Linked DNA regions of Homo sapiens: region 2 is linked to region 1. Evidence: read pairs that join two places in POLR2A ChIA-PET (ENCODE). Cell type or tissue: GM12878. All regions are shown on one strand. Links, peaks and the distances in the headings refer to the core of each region. The heading gives the core; the rest is flanking DNA.

Region 1 (4,389 bases), core at 174-4,173:
ACACAGCACTGCTAAAAGTCTAGGACAATCTATGTGTTTTAGGAGCAAACCAGTGCCTTGCACTTCTAAGCTGTATCCTTTGCTCCCTCCCTGAGAGGCAGCCGTGTGCTCTGGGCTTCCTAGGTAAGTGACTCACACCAACTATAAGCCTGGCTTATGACCTAGAAAAGGAAACAGGAAGTGGCTTAGAGACATAAAGAGCACAGCCCAGAAGGGGCTGCTGTGGAATTCTCCTCAGATGAGACGGAGTCCAGTGGGCAGAGGGGCAACTTAGCATCCTCTCTTTCCCCATGTTACCACGATGCTCTTGGCAGGGACCATTTGATGGGGATTCGGATGTCTTCCTGGGGTGGTGAGCAGGGGTGAGGGAGGGGGAACTGCTGCTGGGTCAGTAGCTCCTCTCCAGAGTGAGCCCATCTGTGGAATGCCATGCCCCTTCTCTATCCCATCTTTGCAAGTGGGCTTGGGTTCTTGGGATGAGTTCTTCAGGCCTTATAAATGCAAACTGTGCAGAGGTGCCTCCAACAAGAAAAACCAGTCTCTGGCAGGGCCCCTAAGGGCAGGATTCTGGAGAGGCCGCCCTGTCCTCAGTTTGGCCCTGGGACATTCTGGCCGAAAGTAGGATGGCTGCGGCAGAGGGAGGAGAGGGGCCTCCCTGTTGATGGAGGCCACCATGTAGGGCTTCACTATGCTTCCCTTTCTGGCTCTCCCAGGGAGGAAGGGTGGCTGGCAGCTGGCGGCAGGGCTTGTGAAGGCTTAGCCCTGGGCCTGGTCCTGCTTCTCTTAGAGGTGGCTGGTTGTGCAATGGCATCCTGGCTGCTCCTCTTGGAGCCCTGTGACCACAGTTCCAGGCTCCACCCCCATTTCTCACCGCCGGTGGTGAGAAATGGAATTTTTTTGTTTTGTGTTTTTATGCTGTTCCCGTAACACCCAGCACCAGTCCCCAAGGATGAGTGCTGAAGATCCATAGCCATGGCAGGGCAGGGCCTAGGTACTGAAGGAAGATCCCACTCAGAGTTCAGTTCCACCCACTGCAAAACGCCCTCCGAGGACCCTCACTAGACCAGTTCCTCCAAGTGCGGTCCGCAGGCTGCCATCAGCGGGATCACGGGGTGAGGAAGGGGCTGTTTAAAACACGGGTTCTTGGCCCCATCTGCAGACCCCCAGAATCTAACCCTCTCAGGGAGAGTCCTGGAAATCTGTGTATCTAGAAGCACTTTCTTCCCCAGGCTGGCCAGCTCAGAAATGTCTAAAAACTTTTCTCGATACCAATCCTGGTCTCATTTATTATCCTTCTCATGAAAATGATTTGCTTCCTTTCAGCCTTGTATGACCTCTGAAAATATGACCTGAAGCAGATGGATGCACTCACATAAGAAACATCACCTGTGGCCTTCATCGGTAAGCATGGATTGCTGTTTTCACTCAGGGGCTTTGAAGGAAGACACCTTTGATCATTGGGCTGCCTCTACTTTTCGCTGAGTTGTCACTATTAAATGCCCTTCCCTGGCTTTGCCTTCTCTCTTCTCCACCAGAAAATGGGCCTGCTGCTTGAAGAAGTTGGGCTCTTGGAGTTCTCTAGCACAGGGGCCATGAAAATCAATGACTTCCTTGTTTGCTGACGGAGCAGAGGTAGAATCTCTTGGTGTTTCCACGGAGAAAACACTGACCATGAAGAGCCAAGAAAGATGACATGATGAAGCCATCAGGGGAAGCACCAAACATCCTCAACTCTGCTCACCCATGGTTTTCTCCCGCCCTCCCAGAGCTCCTCCTGCGTGAGTAATGCAGTGTGTGCTGGTGCAGTGTCTCACTGAAAAAAGAAAGAAACCCTGATTTGCAGCATTGGCCAATTTCTGTAGTGTAAATACTCCCACCATAGCAGATTTCAGGTTACCAAGGGTTTCACAACTGGTTCACAAGTCTTGACTGTAATGACCAGCTCATGCAACTCCAGCATCTCATCATCTCCGCCCTGTCCCAGAAAATCCCCACATCACACCCAGGCTGAATATCACTTTCAGCTTCTCAGTCAGAAGGAGAAGTGGTTAACTATGCCAGGATGGTAATGACTAAATATCAGAATGGTGAGTGTGGAGGGTCAGGATGTCTGCCAAATTGGAGATGACTCTTCACTTCTCAATCTTGGTGTCTCATCTGGGGAAGCTGGAGGGAGACATGCACAGCTTCTCATGAACAGTCCTGGAAGCCCTTACCCCAAGGCCTCATGGGGCTCTCTCCAGGGCTTGCTCTTTGTCACTCCTTTAAAAGCCTGTCATTCATTGCCAGAGAACAGAAGACTCCATCCTAAGGCCAAGTTGAAAACGGCAGGCTTGGGAGCTGTCTAGACTCTGGGTCCTGGCTTTTGTCTTGGCTGGTGTCAAAATGGACTCTTTAAAAACTGTCCTCAGGAAGATTCCCCATCCAACTCTGAACAGCCTGGACTGATCTTTTTCTGATTTTTAGGGGTCTTGTGAACAAGAGTCAGGTGGGCGGGCAGCTCTTGTAAAGCTGAACATAACCAAATTTGTCCATAGCCTGTGACAGCAAAGATCACAAAATTCTTCCCTCCCCTTTAGGGCCTGGGAGTGACGCCGAACCAAGGGGAGGATAGTGACCTATTTTATCTCCCAAACATTGGGCAGCCAGTTGCATTTGCAGATTTAAAATCCACCCACACTACTGCAGTTTCTGTTCTCCTGCCCCCCCGAGCATACTTCTGGCTGGAGCTGGTTTTGTAAAGTGGAGTTGGCTGTGGGTGTGGGAGTCCTCCTCGGAGAGCCTGGTCTGACAGCCCCAGTCAACAGCCCTCCCATGGGCATTTGGGCTGCTCCAGTCCCGGCAGGTGCACAGCTCAGGGGAATCTGGTTTTGTCTTGGTCTCAGCCAGGGAAGTCTAGTTAAAGAAAGAAAAGGTTGGCCGGGTGCAGAGGCTCACACCTGTAATCCCAGCACTTTGGGAGGCTGAGATGGGCAGATCACGAGGTCAGGAGTTTGAGACCAGCATGGCCAACATGGTGAAACCCCGTCTCTACTAAAAATACAAAAATTAGCTGGGCGTGGTGGCAGATGCCTGTAATCCCAGCTACTTGGGAGGCTGAGGCAGGAGAATTGCTTGAAACCAGAAGGTGGAGGTTGCAGTGAGCCGAGATCGCGCCACTGCACTCCAGCCTGGGCAACAAGAACAAAACTCTGTCTCAAAAAAAAAAAAAAAAAAAAAAAGGTCTCGGTGGAAATGGCCTTGAATCTGGGGTCTCTCTCATATTCTAATCACTCAATCACTTAACAAATACTTATTGAGGGCCTACTAGGTGCCACACATTGGAAGACAGTGGAGGGTGAAGCAGAGTCTGCCCTCAGGGAGCTTACAGTTTAGATTACAGGCAAGACAGCCCTTACACACATAATTCCAGATGAGTCAATAATGACCAGGGTGCAGAGGCTTTGAAGCAGAAGCATAAGGTGCAATGGGAGCATAAAACAGGGAAGCCTAATGCAGACTGAGGGGCCTGAGGAGGGTTCCTTGAGAAAGTGAGGTTGAAGCTGAGAACCTGAGGAGTGGTTTTCACGCAGTGCAATTGAAGGTTGAAAGGGAAGATCCTCCAATGCACAAAGAATTCATGCTTCAGAAACATTCTCTTCCTGAGGATACATTTGGGAATTTAGGTAGAAATTAACTGTCTTGCCTTCATATACAGTGTAGTGGAGACCACTGTAGGTCTCCAACTTTTTGTCTTTTCTTAATAACAAGTCCCCAGTTTTTGCTAGGTACATAGCTACCCAGAGAAAAGATTATGTGGCCACCTTACTATGTTCTGGCCAATGAGATGTCAGCAGAGGTAATATGCGGGGCCTCTGAGAAGGCCCTTTCCTGCTACCTGGTACCTGGCTGGAGGCTGAAAAGCCATTAGGGACGAGACATGCTAAGGTTGGAGGGTCAGCGTATTACATGGAGCCTCCTTCCCTGATGGCCTTGGGCTGCCATACCAGCCCTGGATTGCCTAATTCCCGACTTCTTTTGTAAAAGGGAGAAATAAGGGTCAATTTTTAAAAAAGCATCTATTACTTTGACATTTTCTGTCACACACAGCCAAATATAATCCTAACTACTATACACAGCTTCTTTTCAGCTTAATGAAAAGATCATTGTTCTGCACTACACATAAATTACCTATTTTATAGAAAAGTCTGTGATTACAATAGCTATTTTCCCAGCCTCCTTCATCACCTCCTTGATCCCCTTATCCTCCCCTCGGCCCTGCACCTCCTCTCTTTCCTGACTCCCACACCAGAGCTAGGCCTGCCCTGGGCACTTTTGCCTCCAGGAATGAATGAGGCTCACAGCCCGAAGGTGCTCCAAGTCTTGGCTACCTTCCCTCAGTGGCTGCCC
Region 2 (4,389 bases), core at 288-4,287, 110 kb after region 1:
ACAGTGTTGGTAGAACTGGCATGGTAGGCTGAGACTAAGAAACTAGAAGGCCATCTTACTGAAATAAGCACTAAAAATAGTATCTTCCTTTTTTTAATCTTTTTTTTTTTTTTTGAGATGGAGTTTTGCCTTTGTTGCTCGACTGCTGGAGAGCAATGGCACAATCTCTGCTCACCGCAACCTCTGCCTCCTGGTTCAAGCAATTCTCCTGCCTCAGCCTCCTGAGTAGCTGGGATTACAGGTGCCTACCACCATGCCCAGCTAATTTTTGTATTTTTAGTAGAGACAGGGTTTCACCATGTTGGCCAGGCTGTTCTTGAACTCCCGACCTCGTGATCCGCCTGCCTTGGCCTCCCAAAGTGCTGGGATTATAGGCGTGAGCCATCACGCCCTGGTAGTATCTTCCTTTCTTATTCAGTTCAGTGTGTTAGTGACCCCTAAAGAATGAGAAAGACCCAAGGCATTTCCTGCTTGAAGATGTCACATAAAGTTGGTAATTCCATCATCCCTCAGAAATCATCTCCCAAAACAAAGGACACAAGAGACCAGAATGAAAATCCTATCTCAATTTAAAAAAAAATTAAGACAGGTAAAACAAAATAACTGTAAAATAAGTGTAAGGGGTACCAAAAGCAAAGGCTTGTGAGGAAAGGCACAACAGGAGGCCGAGAGTGGGCCCCAGAAGAGCTCAGTAAGAGCTTAATAGCTCACCCAGTGAGATGTGTATACTGAAGTTAAAAAAAAAAAAAGTAATAGCCCCATTTGTGCAACAATGGGAAGAAGGCAGTGTTATGGATTTGTGACCCCCCACCCAGAAGATATGTGAAAGTCCTAACCCCTGGTACCTGTGAATGTGACCATATTTGGAAATAGGGTCTCTGTAGATGTAATCCTTAGGGTGAGGTTATACTAGATTAGGATGGGTCCTAATACAACGACTGGTGTCCTTATAAGAAGAGGAAAATGGCAGGGTTCAGTGGCTCACACCTGCAATCCCAGCACTTTGGGAGGCCAAGGCAGGCGGATCATTTGAGGTCAGGAGTTCAAGACCAGCCTGGCCAACATTGTGAAACCCCATCTCTACTAAAAATACAAAAAAATTAGCCTGGCATGGTGGTGCACACCTGTAATCCCAGCTACTTGGGAGGCGGAGGCTGGAGAATCACTTGAACCCAGGAGGTGGAGGTTGCAGTGAGCCGAGATTGTGCCACTGCACTCCAGCCTGGGTGACAGAGTAAGACCCTGTCTCCAAAAAAAAAAAAAGAGGAAAATGTAGACACGGACATAGAAAGGAGACCAGCATTCAAAGACGGAGACAGAGATTGTAGTGATGCGTCTACAAACCAAGGAATGCCAGGGCTACCACCAGCAGCGAGGAGAGAGGCATGGAGCACACTCTCCTTCAGAGCCTCAAGAAGGACCAACCCTCAGACCCCTTGATTTCACACTTCTAGCCTTCAGAACTGTGAGAAAATAAATTCCTGATGTTTTAAGCCACTGAGTTTGTTGTATTTTGTTACGGCAGTTCCAACTGACTAACACAGGTGGGTAGGCTGGTAGCACCAGTTTCTCTGGACCCATTTTGATTTTGAGTAGCAGAGAAATTGGGACTAAATTAGAACTCCACACACAAGTCATATTCACAGGAAGCCACATGTTCATGAGAAGTGAGAAGAGATCCCACTGTGCACAGCTGTGCAGCTGCCTGTCTTCATTGCCTGCGAAGAAGAAAAGGCTAAAGTATCTCATATGCAAAACCCTGGATCAAAAGAAAAATTCCCACTGATACAGAAGATGTCCCTGACCCCTTCACAACACAAATCTCCTGTAAATAGTTGAGCTAAGAAAATTCACTTCATTCAAAGATGAACAGTCAAAAAAGAACCAAAAAAGATTTAAGGAAGAAAATGAAAAAGAGGCTGAGCGCTGTGGCTCATGCCTGTAATCCCAGCACTTTGGGAGGCCAAGGCGGGCAGATCACTTGAGGTCAGGAGTTTGAGTGGTTGACCAGTCTGGTCAACATGGTGAAACCTTGTCTCTACTAAAAAAACAAAAATTAGGCCGGGTGCAGTGGCTCGCGCCTGTAATCCCAGCACATTGAGAGGCCAAGGTGGGCAGATCACCTGAGGTCAGGAGTTCAAGACCAGCCTGACCAACATGGCGAAACCCTGTCTCTACTAAAAATACAAAAAGTAGCTGGGCACGGTGGTGCGTGCCAGTAATCCCAGCTGCTTGGGAGGCTGAGGCAGGAGAATCACTTGAACCTGGGAGGTGGAGATTGCAGTGAGCTGAGATGGTGCCACTGCACTCCAGCCTGGGTGACAGAGCGAGACTCTGCTTCAAAAAAAAAAAAAGGAAATGAAAAAGAAACAGAAAAACAAATGCTGATGAATAATCACCATGAAAACATTACCTCAGGCCAGGCTCAGTGGCTCACGCCTGTAATCCCAGCACTTTGGGAGGGTGAGGAAGGGGGATCACCTGAGGTTAGGAGTTCGAGACCAGCCTGAGCAACATGATGAAACCCTGTCTCTACTAAAAATAGAAAAATTAGCGGGTGTGGTGGCACACCCAGCTACTTGGGAGGCTAAGGCACGAGAATCACTTGAGCCCAGGAGGCAGAGGTTGCAGTAACCCGAGATCATGCCACAACACACCAGCCTGGGTGACAGAATGAGACTGCGTCTCAAAAAAAAAAAAAAGAAAAAAGAAAAGAAAACATTACCTCAGAGCAGATTAAAATTTTGAACATTTTGCTGCAAATTTTTTTTTTTTTTTTGAGATGGAGTCTCGCTCATGTTCCCCAGGCTGAAGTGCAATGGCACAATCTCAGCTCACTGCAACCTCTGCCTCTCAGGTCCAAGCAATTCTCCTGCCTCAGCCTCCCAAGTAGCTGGGATTACAGGCATGTGCCACAGCTAATTTTTGTATTTTTAGTAGCAACGGGGTTTCATCATGTTGGTCAGGCTGGTCTCGAACTCCTGACCTCAGGTGATCCGCCCTCCTCAGCCTCCCAAAGTGCTGGGATTACAGGCGTGAGCCACCACACCCGGTCTCTTGCTGTAAATTTTTTAAAAAATGTAATGAAGCAATTGTTTCCACAAAACAATCATAAAACAGAAGTAATATCTTGAAGAAGAGAAGGTGAGATGACCAAAGGAGGTAAAACGTAAGCTGCCGGAGTTCAGGAAATAAGTGAATGAAAAAGAAAAAATAAAATCATTACACAATGTGTATGCAAACCAAATCATCGTGTTGTACACTTTGAATATATACAGTATTTATTTGTCAATTAAATCTTTTAAAAGTTAAAAAGATCTGGGCGCAGTGGCTCATGCCTATAATTCCAGCACTTTGGGAGGCCAAGTGGTAGGATCACTTGAACCCAGGAGTTCAAGACCAGCCTGGTCAACATGGTGAAACCCAAACTCTACTAAAAGTACAAAAATTAGCCAGGTGTGGTGGCACACGCCTGTAGTCCCAGCTACTTGGAAGGCTGAGGCAGGAGAATCACTTGAACCCACAAGGTGGAGGTTGCAGTGAGCTGAGATCATGCCACTGTACTCCAGCCTGGGCAACAGAGCAAAACTCCATCTCAAAAAAAATAAATAAATAAAGTTATATCTAGATTAAAGGTCATTAACTGATTACTTTAAAACAGCTTAAATTAGATATTATGTAAATTCTGAAAAGTGTGACATAAATTCCCCCTGAGGAGAAAGGCTTTAACACTTATGTAAGATATTAAAAGAAAAAGTTATATCCAGCCAGAACACACTAAAGGAAGGTTAAGGGCATTTCCCCCCAATATTTTATTATGAAAAGTCTTAAAGAGCAGCTGAAATAACTTTATAGTAAATACCTATGTACCCACTTCCTAGATTTAAGCATTACCATTTTATTTTGCTTCCCATATCATTCTATCATCCCGCTATTCATCATTAATTCATCTTATTTTTTGATGCATTTCAAAGAAAATTAGACATCACTACATTTTTCCCTAAGTACTTTGGGATGCATATTATTAAACAGAATGTAATATTTGTTTATAGTTTTATGTAAGATTTATATACAATGAAATGTACACTCTAAATGTGTATTTGCTGAGTTTGGATAAATGCATACATATGTATAACCCAACCACTGGCAAAATATAGAACATTATCATTACCCCAAAAGTTCCCCGATCCCTCTTCCCAGTTAGTCCACACTTCATGCCCTCACATGCACACTGTCACCATCTGATTTTTTTCTACCACAGATTAGCTTTGTTTGTTCAAGAATGTCATATAAATGGAATCATAGAATACATACTCTTTTGTGTATGGTTTATTTTGCCCAGCGTAGTGTTTTTGAGATTCATGTTGTTTTATGTGTCAGTAGTCACTT

The links. Peaks named below come from ENCODE experiments on the same cell type or tissue, not always from the same donor. Only the 100,000 strongest peaks of a DNase experiment are listed, where the experiment ranks them.
Region 2: POLR2A ChIA-PET joins it to region 1 with 7 read pairs; 5 of 35 experiments call an interaction of 5 or more read pairs at or near these places.

The regions. Positions count from the first base shown.
Region 1 is chr14:50,036,404-50,040,792 of GRCh38, reverse strand. It overlaps LINC01599 (long intergenic non-protein coding RNA 1599), which reads left to right. Exons shown (of 9, transcript NR_131171.1): 5 at 1,324-1,401; 6 at 1,536-1,778. Among named protein-coding and RNA genes, the nearest start is that of LINC01588, 31 kb to the right of the region's middle. RefSeq lists an enhancer at 2,139-2,188 and silencers at 2,048-2,342, 2,779-2,868. In GM12878, for the core only: a CTCF peak has its summit at 2,314; DNase peaks (open chromatin) are centred at 1,972 and 2,762; H3K4me3 peaks cover 727 bases; H3K27ac peaks cover 3,643 bases.
Region 2 is chr14:49,928,198-49,932,586 of GRCh38, reverse strand. The region is part of intron 4 of LOC100506446 (a long non-coding RNA gene); the gene reads left to right. Among named protein-coding and RNA genes, the nearest start is that of MIR6076, 36 kb to the left of the region's middle. RefSeq lists enhancers at 172-673, 2,257-2,306. In GM12878, for the core only: no CTCF peak of the experiment used is centred there; a DNase peak (open chromatin) is centred at 2,386; H3K27ac peaks cover 395 bases.